Linked DNA regions of Homo sapiens: region 1 is linked to region 2. A link is an interaction called in ENCODE POLR2A ChIA-PET data of the cell type or tissue named here. Cell type or tissue: MCF 10A. All regions are shown on one strand. Each heading gives the region's core, and the rest is flanking DNA. Links, peaks and the distances in the headings are about the cores only.

Region 1 (8,953 bases), core at 719-8,718, 51 kb before region 2:
GTAAATATTCCAAATTCCAAACAAATCCCAAACCTGAGACATTTCTGGTCCCAAGCATTTTGGGAAAAAGACACAACATATACAAAGCCCTAAGTCCCTGCAAAGGAGGCTGAGAACTGTAAACTGCATTCCTGGTAGACATTTGTCCATGGTGTTAATTTTCCATGGCTGCTGTGACAAATGACCCAAATGTGTTGGCCTTAACACACTTATATCTTATAGTTCTGGAAGTCAAAAGTCTAAGATCTGTTTCTCAACTCCAAATGCTCCCTCCAGAGTCTCCTGGGGGCAAGTGTTCCCTCCAGAGTCTCCGTGGGGGCAAGTGTTCCCTCCAGAGTCTCCGTGGGGGCAAGTGCTCCCTCCAGAGTCTCCGTGGGGGCAAGTGCTCCCTCCAGAGGCTCCATGGGGGGCAAGTGCTCCCTCCAGAGGCTCCAAGGGGGAAGTGCTCCCTCCAGAGGCTCCATGGGGACAAGTGCTCCCTCCAGAGTCTCCGTGGGGGTAAGTGATTCCTTCAGAGGCTCCCTGGGGACAAACGCTCCCTCCAGAGACTCCATGGAAGGAAGGGCTACCTCCAGAGTCTCCATGCGGGCAAGTGCTCCCTCCTGAGGCTCCGTAGGGGCTTCGGAGGCCCTCTGGGGACAAATGCTCCCTCCAGAGACTCCATGGAAGCAAGTCCTCCCTCCAGGGGCTCCATGGAGGCATCTGCTTCCTCACCCCTTCCCACTTCTCAGGCTCCTTGGCTCATAGCCCCTTTCTCCACCCCCAGTCCAGCAGGGTAGCATTGAGTCTCAGTGGGGACCGCTCCCCACCCTGTGCTGTCAATATCCTTCCACCTGCCTCTCATAAAGACACGCGTGGCTGCTTTTAGCCCCCACGTGTGTTAGCCCCCATGTGTGTAACCCAGGAGAATTCCCCATCTCAAGATCCTTAATCACAAAAGTCTCTTTTGCCACGTAGAGTAACAGACACAGGTTCCAGGGATTAGGACCTAGGTATCTTGGGGACTGTTATTCAGCCTACTAAGTCCACTAGAATTATTTGGGGACTGAGGAAGAAGAAGCCGGGAATGCTAGAGCTCCAGGGGCTTTTGCTGCAGAGAGGAAGCTGGAGTCTGGGGACGAAGGCCGGGCAGAACTGGAGAGACGAGGTGGGGACAGGAAAGACCCCTGGCCCTGACCCTGTCCTCAGCCACCCTCCCTCCTGTGCAGGGAGAGCTTGCGTCCCTCTGGAGTAGGAGGCTGTGTGGAGAAGCCTCTGATGAGTGAGGAACAGGATGTGCCAAGAGAAACCTCCCCTGAGTCACTGCTCTCCTCGGCACAGGGCCGGTCCTACCCACTTGCCACGTCTTTTCCAGAAAGTCAAGGGATAAAGATTAATATTTCACGATGCCTTTGAAGCAGCCAGAATTCCACACAGCGCCCCTGCCTGCCTAGGCCTTCTTCTGACTCTTCAAAGTGGAGCGGACACGAGTCCCAGGCCCCCTGGAGGCAGTGGCCTGGAGGTCTTGCTCTCCCTTTCATCTCCATCCAGGACGGGGACAGCAGCTGCCCCTTGACCCCCTCGGCCCTCCTGTTCCTGGTCACTGCTGGGTGAGCCTCTGCTTCCAAGCAATTGGGGACCCGGAGCTTGTCACCAGTTTGAGTACAGGGATGTGAGTACCGTGGAATCTATCCACAAGCCAGAGCCAAGCTCAGTGGGAACAAATGGCTGGAGTGCTTCAAAGACAGAACATTTTCTATCATTTTCCTCTCGTGGGGCGTCACCCAACCACACTGCGCTATTGCATTTGGGGCAGATGCAAAGGTGGCCCTCAGCTGCAATGTTTAACCTCATGCGAGGCAAAGAGGTAAATCTCTCTTCCTTCATAAAAGAACACAGAAAGCAAGTCAGCGCACTCTCCAATTGAACAGACTTTGAGGACGAGACTCATCTACAGTGTCTTATTTTCTCATTGCTCTGTGTGGTCTACGTTCTGAGGAAAGGAGAGTGAGGTCATGTTATAACCATTTGCAGTTCCATCTTTCCAGAAAAAAGGAAAAGTTATTTCCTGCTGAGTGTCTAGAGTCCTCAGCCCCAGGAGGGGAATCTGATGGAAAATTTGACACAATAAATAATTAATCTTATGACGTACAACAAAAATTCTAATTCCAGATTATCCCTGAAACCCAATGTTATTGAAAGTGTCCCTGGCGTCATCAGCATGTACGTGATCCGGGACTCTAGGCATTGGTTTGCCTGCGATTTCTCCACCTTACACATAGAGCACAGCCCAAGCATGTGCCTCCCGCGGTTCTAGGGGCTGAGCACACCCTGGACTGAGATGGACAAAGCCGTTCTCTTCCGCTGTTTAGGGCTGAGTCATTGAGCAAGTGATTACACGTGGAGTAAACGCTGGGGGTAAGCAGGTGCGAAGGGACACGAATCCAGAATGCATAAAACCAGTTACAACAGCACATGCCATTTCATTCTGATCCACAGGTGTTCTGATATACCCATGACTCAAGGCTCTGCAGAGATAAAGCGAGAACAGAGCTGTTATTCATTACATATTTGATTTAAAAGACTCTTTAACACAGTTCCAACATGTTTATCTTCCAAAGGAAGAGAAATCTTGGACGGCATAAGTAGCCCGTGGTTGAATTCCCTCCGGCATCCCAGGCTCTGCTGTACAAAGTATCATATTCCTGGCTAGCCCACCTCCTGTCCAAACCGCCTCCACCAACCAGCTCTCCTCATTCCTTCTGGTCAGGCCCTTGGGCTTGCGTTTTCCAAGCCACAGATTTCTGTATGAGTTATTTCCTTCCCTAAACCAAGCAGAGCTTGCACCATTACTGGGTTCTGCCACATCATCCTGATAGAAAATAACTCCTTGAAAACAACCCCCAGCCTTCTCTGATGCCCAGGAGACTAATGGGTACTCGGCTTAACACTTGGATGACAAAATAACCTGCACAACAAACCCCCATGGCACAAGTGTACCGATAGAACAAACCTGCACGTGTGCCCCTCAACTTAAAAAAACAAAAGTTAAATTTAAAAAAAGTCTTGTGAGGGCCGGGAGTTGTTTCATAGCATTATTGTCTATCGGCATGTCGCAGGGAAGAGCGGGAAGGATGGGAACTGGAGGAACTTGCCGAAGGCCACACAGCTCGTGTGGGATTTTCATCCCAGCCCTCCATGATCTGGGTTGCTTTCAAGTTCGTTTCAGTGAATTTATGTAAATCATCTGTTTCTCTTCCCTACCACACAACTACCAGAATATACATATCATTCAAAAACAGGTTTCATTGAGCATAGATCTGGTCTATTTGGTTCTTTAAACCTCGAGTGGCTGTTCATTGGCCAACAGATGAACAAGAGCTTTCTTAGAAGAACGCTTAAGAATCTTTACAACCTGCCACCACCAACTTGAGTGCCTGTGTCCTCGGCGCATGAATTGACTTGCTGAGCTGCAACCTCTCTGGTCTTTCTTCTGTGCTGTGCGGCTCCCTCCCCCTTGAGCCTCTTCCCCACTCCCAGGCCCACTCATCTGGTTTCCACTGTCTTGGCCTTCAAGACTCAGCTTACTGCAAATTCCTCTAGGAAGCGCCTCCCTGTTCCGAAAGATGGGTACAAGTGCCTGTCTTCATCCCTCTGGCTGCTATCACAAAATACCATAGATTGGGTGGCTCCTAAACAACAAAAATGTGTTCCTCACAGTTCTGGAAGCTGGCTGGGAATTTCAAGATCAAGGTGCCAGTAGACTCGGCGTCTGGGCGGCTTCCTTGTTCATAGATGGTAACCTCTGTGTGCATCCTCGCATGGCAGAAAGGGCAGAGGAGCTCTCTGGGACTCTTATAAATGCACTGATCCCGTTCATTGGGTTCCATCATCATGACGTCATCACCTCCTGAACGTCCCACCTCCTAATGCCATCCCCCTGGAAAGAGGGGCTTCCAACACCTGGATTTCATGGGAATACAGACATTCAAGCCACTGAGTGCCCCTTCTCTGCACTTCACAATACCCTACGTTCTCCAAACCTCGGCACCTGCTATGATACATCAAGCTGCTTCCTTCCTTGTCTGATATAGGGACTGGGCCATCAGTCTATTCATTTCCTAATTGCTGCCCTGCTTACCCGTTCATCTTCAATGTCTTGTTTACGTTTAATTTTCTAAACTTACCTCCTCATTATCTAACAAACGTCCACCCCTCTTTCCAACCCCGCATGCTGCCCTTCTATTACGAAGATGATCACATCACGATACCCTCTTGCTCCCACTTTGGGAAGAACTTCTGGTTCTTTGCTAACATGCATGTCACTCCTGGCCAGGCTCTGCACTGGTCCTTCAGCGTCATGGCTCAGCTATGGGCCCACATTCCTCTCAGACTGTGGCCACCTTGCATTTTCATAAAACCAGGGCTGGTGACTTCTGACCCTGGCAGGAATTGTGTCCCAGGAATTATTAACCCTGCCCTGTGCTAGGGCACTCCCTGAAGGCGGGCCCAGTGAGAATCATGCGGAATAGTTTATTCAGACTGTGGGGGGCAAAGGTTTAGCTGAGGGCATCTAAGAATATGATTTAAAAAGTGCTGAAAATGTTTAATCAACATGAGAACATGACCACTGTCCCTTCAGTACTGACTCGCCCTCATCCTCTCGTCTTCTGAGCCCACACTTTGTCTTCTGGATTTACCACTGACCTTGTGTGAGGCCGGGACAGCAGAAGCCATGGCTCCCAGGGCCTCTGACACCCCTGTCACTGGCAGGGGCGCCTCCCCCGTGTTTAGGTTTTATTGTGGAAGTGCAAAGCCCGCTCTGACTGCTTACCTTTGTGTCATTTTATCCTATGACACTCATTTTATCCCATGTGGTCGGTCTCATTGCTGTGCTTGGAGTGGGGACAAGGCATTTAAAGCAGGAATTCATTGCATGATGGTGATGAAAAGTCTTCTTTCCTTTTCATAGCCTTTCACTTCCTCATTTAAACCGTTTATCCCCTGCAAAGCTAAAAATCAGTAACACGCTTCTCAGTACACTCCAGCTTCAGTGATCACCCTGTGCTGTGAAAACATTGTGTATCAGAGGGATTGCACCCCATGAGCTCATTCATATTTACACAACATTTTTAGATTTAGATGCCATCCTCAGGAGCAAGGTATTTGCCCCAGAGATTGCGTCTGGGAGCGCGGGCCCTGCAGAAGCATGGAGAGCGGAGGCCTTTGTACCAGGACATCTCACAGGCCCACTCTGCCTCAGTGGTGTTGACCCAGAGCTCACCCCCAGCCCCCGGCACCCTGCAGCAAGAGGCCATCCTGGTTGTGCAATCAGCCTTGTGGAAGCGATCTCCTCACTCAGGAAATATGATCCAATCTCCCTCTGCTAGGTGACTCATCTCCAGGCTTTCATCTTCTTGACAGGCAGGGTTTTGTCTGTAGCTGCCTCAAAATATTCTTTCCATTTCATCATAGTTTAATATTTTATAGACTTGTGTTCTTCAACAAGTAATTAAAACCATCCTTAGCCTCTCAGGATACAAGTCCATTGAGAAAAGTCTGATAAGATGCTTCCGGATATTACACACGGCCATTGTATGTGCTCAAACATTTTACGTTACTCATCTGACATCTAAGTTTGACATTTAAACTTTAAAAGGGGGGCTTTATTACCAAACAACTACTAAAAATGATTAAAACCTTCAAAGGAGTTACCAATAAGAACATTGTATAAATATGACTAAATCAGATGATTTTATTCCTTTATTGCAGGATAATAATTAGAATTAGGTGGATTGAAGTCAAAATCCCAGAACAAAACATATTCTTTGCTCTCATGAATTTCTTACAGTTTAAATAATTTTTGCACTGATGTCAACACCATTTCTAAGGTGAAGTTTCCTTACATGAAAACAAAACAGAAGAGTTCCACGATTTCAAACATTCTACAAAAATTTCCTCAGTACAGATATATTTCATAATCACCCAGATATACTCCAATGTGTGAATGATTCTTAAGTCAAAGAAATAGCATCAGCTCAAGCTCTAATTCCCTTTTCTCATCTTTTGAACTCTCAATGCTACTCTCCATGGTGGCTGTTTAAATCTGTATCTTTCCTAAAAATAACTCAAAGAATCCACGTGTAAGAAATGGACTTTGTGTATATATATGTATATTTGTATATATATATATGTGTGTGTATATATATATTTGAGATGGACTCTCACTCTTGTCACTCAGGCTGGAGTGCAATGGCATGATCTCGGCTCACTGCAACTTCTGCCTCCTGGGTTCAAGTGATTCTCCTGCCTCAGCCTCCCAAATAGCTGGGATTACAGGTGACACCACCATGCCCGGCTAATTTTTTTGTGTTTTTCATAGAGACGGGGTTTCACCATGTTGGCCAGGCTGGTTTTGAACTCCTGACTTCAAGTGATCACCCGCCTCAGTCTCCCAAAGTGCTGGGATTACAGGCATAAGCCACTGCACCCTGCTCTGGACTTGATAGTTTTAATGGAATATGTCGAGGTATAATTGACCTACTGTGTAATGCATATATTTTATGTGTATAGTCAATGAGTTTTGACAAATGATATGCAGAATTATCACCACCACCATCAAGATACAGAGCATTTCATCACCCAGACATGCTCACGTGCCCCACTGCCAAACTCCCTGACAGACTTGGCCCCAAGAAAATACTGATTTGCCATTGATCACTATACATTCATTTTTCCTTTGCTAGATTTTCTTATAAATTGAATTATACAATATTTGACCTTTTGTTTGGTTTTAACTTTAAAACCTTTATTGGTGTATGATGAAAATAAAATAATCAGCATATATTTATATTGTACAATTTGATTAATGTTGGCATATGTGTATCTATGAAACTATCAACACAACCAAAATAATGAATGTAGCCATCATCCCCAGAAAGATTCCTCCTGCCTTTGTGTCTGTGGCCCTTCTCCCTGGCACCTCCCTGCCTCCCTTAAGCCTTCGGAAGTCACTAGTCCACTTTCTGTCACTGTGGCTTGCTTGAATTCTCTGCAGTTTTATGTGAGTGGAATCATACCATGTGCGCTCTTTCCTGTCTGCCTTCTTTCCTCCAGCATGCAACTATTTTGAGATTCATTCATGCTGTTGAAGGTTTCAGTTGTCTGTATTATTTTATTGCCAAACAGTATTTCATTCTACGGATATTCCAAAATCTGTTTACCCATTCACCTTTTGATAAAATTTTTAGCTGTTTCCAGTTTTTGACTCTCACAAATATAGCTGCTATGAATGTTTACACCCAAATCTTTATTAAGGCAAACCTTACATTTCTCCTGGGTAAGCACTAAGGGTCAGAAAAACCAGACAATCTGGGGAGTGGCTGTTTAGCTTTTGACAGAACTGCCAAACTGTTTTCCAAATTGATGGTATCATTTCACGTTTCCGATAGCAGTGTGTGGGAGTTCTAGTGACTGACTACACGTTCTCAGCAACACTTCGGCCAGTCTCTCCAGTTATAACCATTCTCACAGGTGTGTGGTGTCTTTCTGCATGGTTTTAATTGGCATATCTCTGATCTTTAATAATGTAGAGCACTTCTTAATGCACTTTTAAATGCAGTGAGCTTGAATATACGACAACAAAAACTTCCAAACTAAAATGAAAATAGGAAAACAAATGAAAACTGGAACAGAATATCAAAGGACTTGGGAATAAATTTAAAAGATTTTATACGCATATCATTAGACTACTAGAAGGAAAAGGAGAAACTGGAGAAGAAATATTTGAAATAATAATTACCAAGGATTTTTCAAATTTAATGACAGACATTAAACCACAGATCCAGAAAGCTCAGAGGACACCAAGGATAAATATTATAATAATAACAATTAATTATAATAAGGTGAATACATAAGCATATCATACCTAAGCTACAGGAAATCAAAGACAAAAAAATGTCTTGAAAGGCATCAGAATCAAGAGACAGCTGATCTGCATGGGAACAAGAATAAGACTTACAACAGAATTCGCTTTGAAACTATGCAAGCAAGACAGTGGAATGAAATATTTAAACCATTGACATAAAAAATATATAGTAAAAAGTATACTACAAAAGTAAAGGGGAAATAATTAATTTCCTAGACAAACAAAATCTAAAGGATCCATCACCAGCAGATCTGTGCAAGAAATGTAAGAAGTTTTTAAAGAAGAAGAAAATTGATACAGATCAGAAATTGAATCCACCTAAAGAAAGGAAAAGCAATAGATAAGGAATAAATGAAGGTAAAATAAAATCCTTTATTTTTCTTTGTTTTAACTAATCAAAAATATAACAATATCTTTTAAAAAATAATAGTAGCAATATATCAGGTATCGATAGCATACAGATAAATGAAGTGAACAAGAATGTTATAAAGGGCAGAAGGAAGGTATTAGGAATATTTTATTGTAAGTTAACTACACTATCTATTAAGTCATACAGTGGTATTTGAAGGTGGACTTATATTAGTCAGAAATACACATTGCAAACCCCGAGACAACAACTAATATTTTTAAGAGAAGCATAATTAATATACTAAAGAAAGGTAATACGATGAAAAAGTTTAGTCCTATATCTGGAAATCTTTACTAAATTTAAATTTGTGTATTAAAGTAATAATGACCTGTTTACCCAAACATTATAGATGTTTAAATATTTCCTTAATGCATGTAAATTGAGATACAAAGCTTTTTCACAATATACATGTATAGCAGTTTGCTTTAATTTTTTGAAGTAGGGTTTAATGAGTATTTTTAGAATCATGCTTACATCAGTCCCATATAAACAGAAATTGCTGGGTCTACTAAATCCACAGTAAACCTGATTGAGGCTGCCCATGCATGCTTCGACAGGAATCCAGTACACAAACAGATTTCATCAGCATGTTCAGTGGAACTAAGGTCTTCTTAGAACTGTGCTTCTGAAAGGCTAAA
Region 2 (8,953 bases), core at 643-8,642:
TGGTTCAGGTGCTGGAGTGATTACCCTTATCTTCTCCCCTGCTAAATCATGGAGGTTTGAGGAGTTCCTTCAGCCCCCAGTACGCTTGTTTGTGGAGGCCTGGGGAGTTTCTTCAGACCCCCAATAAAAGTTGTTTAATCCCAAATCTGTCCTGTTAAGAATTCCTTCATTATCTTGTCATGCTTTAAGGCCCAGGAAAGGCCTGGCCAAAACTCTTTATCGGCTTCTGTAACATCACAGCCTTTGTATAAGGGCACTGGCTTTTTCAGCTTTTAATATTTATCTTAACCACTCAGTCTGTAATGAAACAATTGTGATGGAGGTGTGCATTCATGAGACCTGGCCTGCCACAGCTAGAGGGGACGGGCAAAAGATATATTTTAGACTAGAATATAGAGCACACGCAATAATCCATTTTTTTAATCAAAAGAGCATGCCTTGTAAACTGAGAAAGGGGGGCTCCAGGTGAAACTGGGGGAGCTCAGCACTGCAGCCACATGCAGTGAACCCCGAGATTCCAGAACACCCAGAAATGTAGTTCTGTGGGTGCCATGCAAACGTTCACTGTGATAAAAACAACCTGCCGTTAGATCTGGCAGCAACTCCAGGCTGTGTGACCTCGGACACCGGCTCTGAAGCCGCGGAGCCGTGCAGGACGCCCAGTGCCTCCCAGTTCCTACCTTAGTGATATGAGCACTCAGGGAGCATAAATTTCAGAGGTTCCTTCTTAAGTCAGAAAGGAAATCACATCTGAAATTCAAAAACAGCAGTGCCTTAAGATTGTCTTAGCCTCCATGGAAAAGGTTAATGAGGAAATTAGTCAATTAAAATTTGTAGTAAAGAAAACCAAAAATGTATCTCTATTCTCTTTTAAACGGCTAAAATTCAAATGGATAGTAACCCATTGACCAGTTAAAGTTAGCCTTACTCTTGGAGATTCAATAAACTCAAGAAATCACCACTATGAGCTTTCTTTTTCAAATTTAACATGTGTTTCTTATCTAGGTAACCAGAGAAATATTTAAATGTTTTCAGAACTAGCTGCCTTACGGAAAATAAATGTGTACTTTGCCTTGTAGGACGTAGTTGATTCAGTAAGGAGGTAAGAGTTTGCAAGAACAAGTCCTGTTGTCAGCTACGAAGTGGCATCTGCCTCTTCCTGCCCCGGCCTTTCAAAAAGTTCCCTCTGGCCACGTTACACTCATTAAAACAGAATATAAAGATAACGCATGGAAATAAATGAAATACTGATAATGTTTAACTTACTGATAACGGGTATCTTACAATAATTACCATTTATGGTTCTCATAGTTTCCCTTCCAAGAGTTTCAGGAGATAACTGTGAGCTCTGTGTCACTTTCACAACAAGCTGTTTTTCCATCGTCAGCACCTGTGCCCTTCTGAGACCACGCACAAGGGTCAGACCTGGTGCTGGAGACAAAGTAGGCGGGACGGCCCTGGTGACTCTCTTCCTAACACACATGACAACGGAGTGTCGGCTCTGCAGGGAACATGACACACCCAAGGGTCCCCAGGCTTGTCTGAGCAGGAAGCAGAGTGAGCCTTCATGTCTCCAAGATACTGTCACAAAACTCTCCATCCTTGTTCCCAGGCATTGGCCTGACTTTCTTTTCTCATGTCGAGACCCCAGTACTCAATTTTAGTAATTATTTAGTCAGCACTGAGTATTGAATACTGATATTGGAATGGAAATTCTTGCCATTGGGTGAGAGGAAAGTGCCTGGGGCTGGTGGAGGCAGCCCCTCCAGTCGGGTGTGCCCAGGGTGGCTGGCTCTGCCCTCCCTGCTGCTTCGAGGCCTCCAGCCCAGGCAGAGTATCCCTCCTAGGAAAGCTTCTGGAACGCCCAGGAGCAGTCCCCAGGCCCGTAAACGTGTTCTGTTGTCAGCTACCAAGCGGCTTCTGCCTCTTCCTGCCCCTGCCTTGTGCAGCCACTGGCTTGGGCGACGGGCGATGACTCACTTCCCCCGGCAGGCATGCCTCGCCCGGGCACGGAGCTCGCTGGCACAGGGGCTGGCCCCGGGGTGCTTGCCTCTGTCCATGGGCCGAGCCAACAGCGAGCTTCGTGCAGAGGGGAGAATTGCTCACGTGGGGTCAGAGCTGAGCTCACTGCAGGGTCTGCGGGGCTCCCCGGATTCCTGGTGAACCAGCTTTCTCTCCAATGCAGGGTCTGCGGGGCTCCCCGGATTCCTGGTGAACCAGCTTTCTCTCCAATGCAGGGTCTGCGGGGCTCCCCGGATTCCTGGTGAACCAGCTTTCTCTCCAGTGCAGGGTCTGCGGGGCTCCCCGGATTCCTGGTGAACCAGCTTTCTCTCCAATGCAGGGTCTGTGGGGCTCCCCGGATTCCTGGTGAACCAGCTTTCTCTCCACTGCAGGGTCTTCACAGGAGCCCAGGAAAAGCTGGTGTCAGAGAAAGACCCCAGGCAATCAGAGCCACACCCTTCCCAGAGGTGCCAGGATCCTCCTACACCCAGGTTGTGCTAGGGCCAGTTCTCCTAACAAGAAGAGAAAGCCTCGGACCCCAAAGACAGCCTTTGTGCAGGACGGAACCACCCACCCAGGTCGGCCCATTGCAGAAGGAGGCAGCCAGAGCCCAGTGAGGAGGGGAGGCCACCAGGCCAGGGAGCAAGCGTCTCCCAGAGGTGTCGCTTTCCCTCAAGATCCAATTATCCATGACATTTCAGGAAGGTATATCCATCACCTAGGAGGTTCCTCTGGGCGACCACTGGCTACCTTCGGCCACAAACCTTTCTGGTTAAAAACATGAGGAAGTTTAAAAAATGCATGACACTTTTCAACTTTTAAAATTGCTAACTATGAAGTTCTAATGTTTGGAGACCTTTATGATGACCCAACTCCACCTAATGAATAGCGAATATGTTTTCTCCTCCCTATGACTTTTTTAATAACCTGTTCTTTACTGTAGCTTAGGTTATTTTGGAATGCAGTATATAATACATATAACAGCAACACGTGTCCATCGTTTATGTCGTCCCGAGGCTTCTGGTCAATAGTAGGCTATGAGTAGTTAATTTTCTTGGGGGTGCAAAGTTACATGAAGATTTTCAAATGTGTGGGGAGTCAGCACCCCAACTCTTGCATTGTTCATGGGTCAGCTGTGTATATTTTAGGCCCCATGAAACAAGGAGCTGTGTGACCAGGGCCCTGAGCAGCCTCCAGACTGGCCATACTGCCCGGCTCCATCTGTGCACCCTCTCCCTGGCCACACTCACCCGACTTAGATGTCCGTCTGAGCCTGCCACCTGTCACACCCACACCAAATTCTGGCATGTGTCCTGCCCAGATGACTTCACCTGCTGCAAAGCTCCTTCAGCGTCAGGTCTCTGCCTCCTTCTATGTCTCATCCTCTTCCCCACTGTTTCTTCTCCACTTCCCATGCAGGTGAGCCCCTAACAATGACCAAGACCCCCGTCCTTAACCCCACTGCTCTTGTCCAAGAGGGAATCACACTGTCTGGTTGATACGTTCTAGGCTGGAGTTCGCCTTAGTCTCCAACCACTTCAGGCCTTTCTCAGTCCAGCCCATTGTCTGTCTGCTCAGTGAACCTTCCTGTTAACTGCCTCTGTCGCTGCAGTTCCTACAAGATCCCGCCGGCCCCAGCTGGGAGGGCTGGACTGGGTGAGATATTTAGTCAGAGGCATCCTGGTAGTAGAGGAATCTGAGCAGTGTTTAAGGAAGAAACCCAAAGATCAAGCTTTTGTTCATATGTAGGCTTACTCTTAGCATGGCCACACCACCTCCCTTCCCAGGGCCTGTCCTGGTTCACGCCTGAGATGCTATGGAATTATGAACGGCCACTTGCCACTCTCAGAAGGATCCCAGTCCCCGCTCCCGATGATAAACTATAGAGTCACCCAACTTAAACACCACAATTTACACACACTGCAAACTCATCTATTTTCCCAGGGCTGTTAATACTGACATAAACTGGACTCACTCAGCCTTGGGGACACTGGAGGGTTTACACTCCCACAGAGGAAGAGCCTGTGGTGGACGCTGGAAGCCCTTCGATTACACAGAAAGAAGGAAGGTGCTTGCAAACACATATATTTTACTATTGACTTAGGTATCAGTTTGCATTGCTATAGAAGCTTACATCAGCTTCTATTAAAACTAGGTTCTGGGTTCCTGGTTCTGACTCATATGATTTTGGGAAGAGTGTTGGAACTCTGTGCCAGCCTGTTCCTAGGGAAAGGAGCCAGGACTAAGGAGCTGGGCAGAGATGGTGAACCGAATCGTGCCCTCATTGTTCAGAGAACAAAAGACTGAAGACTCCCAGAGGCATAAAACAGCTTCCATGTCTCACTCACGTGGTACAGCTGTAAGGGTGGGGCAGAAGGTTATATGCATATGGCTATTTTTTTTTTTTTTTGGAGACAGGGTCTTGCCCTGTTGCCCAGACTCCAGTGTAGTGGTGCAATCTCAGCTCACTGCAGCCTCAACCTTCTGGGCTCAAGCAATCCCCCTGCCTCAGCCTTCTGAGTAGGTGGGACCACAGGCATGCACCACCATGCCTGGCTAATTTTTTGTAGAGACAAGGTTTAGCTATGTTGCCCAGGCTGGTCTCGAACTCCTGGGCTCAACCAATCATCCCCCTCAGCCTCTCAAAGTGCTGGGATTACAGACATAAGCCTCTGCACGGGCCTCATAAGGTCATGTTTAGAAAAGATCATTGTTACCCACAATCTCAGGATCAGCCAAGTTGCATAACTCCACAGCTGCCATTCACATTTCATTCTTGGATTAGGTGGGTTCACTGTGCTAGATACCACAGGTCAAAAAAGATTGTCTGGGCAATGGTCTAGAAAGTGTGAAAGGAAATTAAATCTTGGGACCCCAAACTCATTAAGCCAAAGGGAAAAATTAAGCTGAGAACTGGGTGCTGCAAACCTGCCTCCTCTTTTTGGTTCCTAATTGATGAAAAGCTACATGCCTCTCCCATATTTTGCCCACAAGGAAATTCCTAGTATGCTCCAAGATCTTTAATCTAAGGTGTTTCTGTGACGATTTCACCACGGCAATGTAAATTGACAGCTTCTCTTTATAGCTGCACTCACCCCCGGCCCACCAGACATAAATGCATATCTGATTGTTCCCCTGCCCCATTTTGTCTGTGATCTTCTGTAAAATGCAGATTCCCTAGGTTTTTCCTCTGCTCCATCTGTCTACGTTGTCTTATGTTAAAAAAAAAAAAATGCAGATTCACTGAGCCAGACAAAGGCATGATTATTTTTCCCTATCCCACATCTTCCATGAAAATTGTGACTATCTCACCCTTTCCCCTTTAAATTTGGAGCCCTCAGAATCGTCTTTGGAGAAAGGCATAGATCTGTCTCCTGGGCGCGCATTCTTAACTTGGCAAATACACCTCCTAAAATGATTGAGACTTGTCTCGTCATGTTTCTTGATTGACAGAAGCTAACACAGAGAACATTTTTAGATGAGAAACCCAATAAATTTTAAGAAGTTTGCAGAGTGCATTGTAACACGTGCCCTTGGAATCAACCCTATGATCTTCTCTCGCTCTCTCTTTCTCTCAGTAAAGGAATACACGGTTCTTATTGTATATACATTATTGTAATAAAAACAAAGTCACACCTGCCTAAGGAACGAGGTGCCACATCCTCAGTCGGAGCCTCTGGGCAGGGCAGGAGGCAGGAGGTGCTCGAGGGAAGTCTCACCTGCCTCTGCCTGAATCCAGTTGCTTCAGAGGCTGAGCACACCGTGAGCCAACTTCCACTTCATTCGTCAGGAAACCTATTAAAATGTTCACCTGGGGGTGAAGGTTCCTTGTGGTTCATATTCATTTTTAATCCATTTGTTATTTTTGAGATGAAATTTCTCCTGGGTTGAGAAATGATTTCAGTTTAGGGGAAGTATTGGCTGTGTCACTGTTTTCCACTCATATTCTTATTAAGAAATATATTGGCTTTAAAATATTAAACTTTGACTGACTTTATTCTTTTGCTACTTTGGTCCTTGGAGACAGCCACAGAGCAAACTGTATTCTACTCTTTTGGATTCCCTTATTGTCACCATGTCAGGCTTACTTAGGCAGTAGATGCATGATGCGAGGTGTCCCCAGGTGGCAGGGCAGGGAGGTCCCTCAGAGACAACCCACTCCCTGACCCTGATCCCATTCCTGACACCCGGGCAGCGGCACCAGGCTGTGGCTGCAGCAGCACGATCTCACCAAGGGAGGATCTGTTTGTTTTCCAGGTCTGGACTTCATTCTTCGCTCAGCTGGTTGTTATTACGGCCTTTGCAGTAGCAGCGAGAGATTAACCACAGCCAAGTCTCTAAATTTTGACACAGATTCAACCCAAATTCAATCTTCCACGTTCATAAGGAGGTGAGAAGAATGGAAGGAGAAGATGCAATTTCCATATTGCTCATAATTTTATGACTTTATGCTATCATTTCGGGATAGGCAGCACTTTTTTAAAAGTCCACAGGGTAAAGCGTGCTTAATTAAAGTAATGTCAGTGAATCTTAGAGGTGACATTTGTTTTTCCTGTTCATTTTCATGATGCAAAAGAAATGAAAGGGAGTTGGTGCTTAGCAAGTTAACAAAGAATTACAGAAAGTAGAGCCCCCAGGGTGAAAATAACTGGAGGTTGTCTCAGACAGCTGTGTTAAAGCCAGTCCCAGGTCCAGTGTGGGAGTCACGACCGGGTCACTTCATACTTCAGGTTTAAAATATATGAGGCAGTGAAAAAGAAAGGCTGCACTTTTGTACCCACTGCAAGTCAGGAAGGCTTGGCAGTTTTCCAAAGGAACGTCGGGTAGTGGTTCCTGGAAACTGGAGTGACTTCTGCAAATGATGAACACTTAAATAACTGCTGGAAACATACAGGGAGGTGCAGGCTCCTTCTCAGAAGCTGCTGGTTATATCAATGTTTATGCCCCTTCCCTCTGCATGCTCTGTGTATCTATAACACTCAATAACATGAATGCACCACATCATATTTAACTGTTCCATTTTCTTAGCCACTGTAGGCTATGCCACTTTCTGTTGTCATAAGCAACTCTGTAATGATCAATACTGTATAAATGTTTGCCAACTTTACCATATGTCTCAAAAATAGCTTCCATTCCTGCCCTGGTAGCCGACTGTTTCATGAACCACCCTCTCACTGAAAATAGCTAAAATCGTGAGTGCAATTTGACAATTTTCTTTAAATGCATTGCTGAGCTAGCAAGTAAGTAAGAAGTCCTCGGTGGTAAAGAAATAGGGGGTACACAAGAATCTAGTGAGGCAAAAGGAACCTGAGACTGGGCTTGGCCTGGGGAACCTGATAAGCCCCAACCTCTTGTAACGGCCGCTCAGGTGAGGGGGTCTCTGAGGACAAGAGACCACTGCATAAGTTAGGAGCCTCAAGGACCACAATCTCCTCAAAGTGAGCCTCAGAACCCTGTAGGGAGCATTCATCAATGGCCTGACTTGCTGGTTGCTGAGTGGAGAAGAAAAAATCATCCCCCACAAAGAATCTATAATCATCAGCAAGCTCATCCACTGTGTATTGGGCCGGTCAGATCCTCTCGAGTCAGGAACTCATTTCCAGTGATATCAGGTTGTTGATCACTCTGTCCTTCTTGAGACACTTTTTGCTCATTTCCAGTGTGTAGGGGTGGGTTGCCCCTCCACACCTGTGGGTGTTTCTCATAAGGTGGAACGAGAGACTTAGGAAAGAAAAAGACACAGAGACAAAGTATAGAGAAAGAAATAAGGGGACCCGGGGAACCAGCGTTCGGCATATGGAGGACCCCACCAGCCTCTGAGTTCCCTTAGTATTTATTGATCATTCGTGGGTGTTTCTCGAAGAGGGGCATGTGTCAGGGTCACAAGACAATTGTGGGGAGAGGGTCAGCAGACAAACACGTGAACAAAGGTCTTTGCATCATAGACAAGATAAAGGATTAAGTGCTGTGCTTTTAGATATGCATACACATAAACATCTCAATGCTTTACAAAGCAGTATTGCTGCCCGCAGGTCCCACCTCCAGCCCTAAGGTGGTTTTTCCCTATCTCAGTAGATGGAACATACAATCGAGTTTTATACCGAGACATTCCATTGCCCAGGGACGGGCAGGAGACAGATGCCTTCCTCTTGTCTCAACTGCAAGAGGCATGCCTTCCTCTTATACTAATCCTCCTCAGCACAGACCCTTTACGGGTGTCGGGCTGGGGGACGGTCAGGTCTTTCCCTTCCCACGAGGCCATATTTCAGACTATCACATGGGGAGAAACCTTGGACAATACCTGGCTTTCCTAGGCAGAGGTCCCTGTGGCCTTCCGCAGTTTTTGTGTCCCTGGGTACTTGAGATTAGGGAGTGGTGATGACTCTCAAGGAGCATGCTGCCTTCAAGCATCTGTTTAACAAAGCACATCTTGCACTGCCCTTAATCCATTTAACCCTGAGTTTGACATAGCACATGTTTCAGAGAGCACGGGGTTGGGGGGTAAGGTCACAGAATCTCAAGGCAGAAGAATTTTTCTTAGTACATAACAAAATGGAGTCTCCCATGTCTACTTCTTTCTACACAGACACAGTGACAATCTGATCTCTCTTGCTTTTCCTCACACCAGTGATATCAGGTTGTTGATCACTCTGTCCTTCTTGAGACACTTTTTGCATATGTGCTCCATCAATTTCTGAGAGAAGAGTATTAAAATCTTTCTTTGATTATAAAATAGTCTATTTCTATTTTTTGTTCTGTCAGTTTTGCTTCGTGTTTTGAGGACTCTTTTATTAGGCACATGCACCTTTATAAATTATTCTAATTTCCTGATAAAGTGTCATTTACCATTATGCAAACTCCCTCTTTGTATCTGGTGATCCTCATTGTGTAGAAGTTTGTTTCATCTGATATTAATAGTTATTCCAATGATCTTCCTCTTACCATCTGCATG

What was found. ChIA-PET counts read pairs that join two places held together with the same protein. Peaks named below come from ENCODE experiments on the same cell type or tissue, not always from the same donor. Only the 100,000 strongest peaks of a DNase experiment are listed, where the experiment ranks them.
Region 1: POLR2A ChIA-PET joins it to region 2 with 11 read pairs; 3 of 35 experiments call an interaction of 5 or more read pairs at or near these places.

The regions. Positions count from the first base shown.
Region 1 is chr6:169,287,466-169,296,418 of GRCh38, forward strand. No RefSeq gene overlaps it. Among named protein-coding and RNA genes, the nearest start is that of THBS2, 38 kb to the left of the region's middle. RefSeq lists a silencer at 5,225-5,425. In MCF 10A, for the core only: no CTCF peak of the experiment used is centred there; DNase peaks (open chromatin) are centred at 1,286 and 5,346.
Region 2 is chr6:169,338,622-169,347,574 of GRCh38, forward strand. It overlaps LOC105378148, which reads right to left and starts at 5,892. Exons shown (of 4, transcript XM_017011621.2): 1 at 5,638-5,892; 2 at 1,294-2,418. The coding sequence starts at 1,600. In MCF 10A, for the core only: no CTCF peak of the experiment used is centred there; DNase peaks (open chromatin) are centred at 1,980, 4,260, 5,420, 5,720 and 1 weaker place.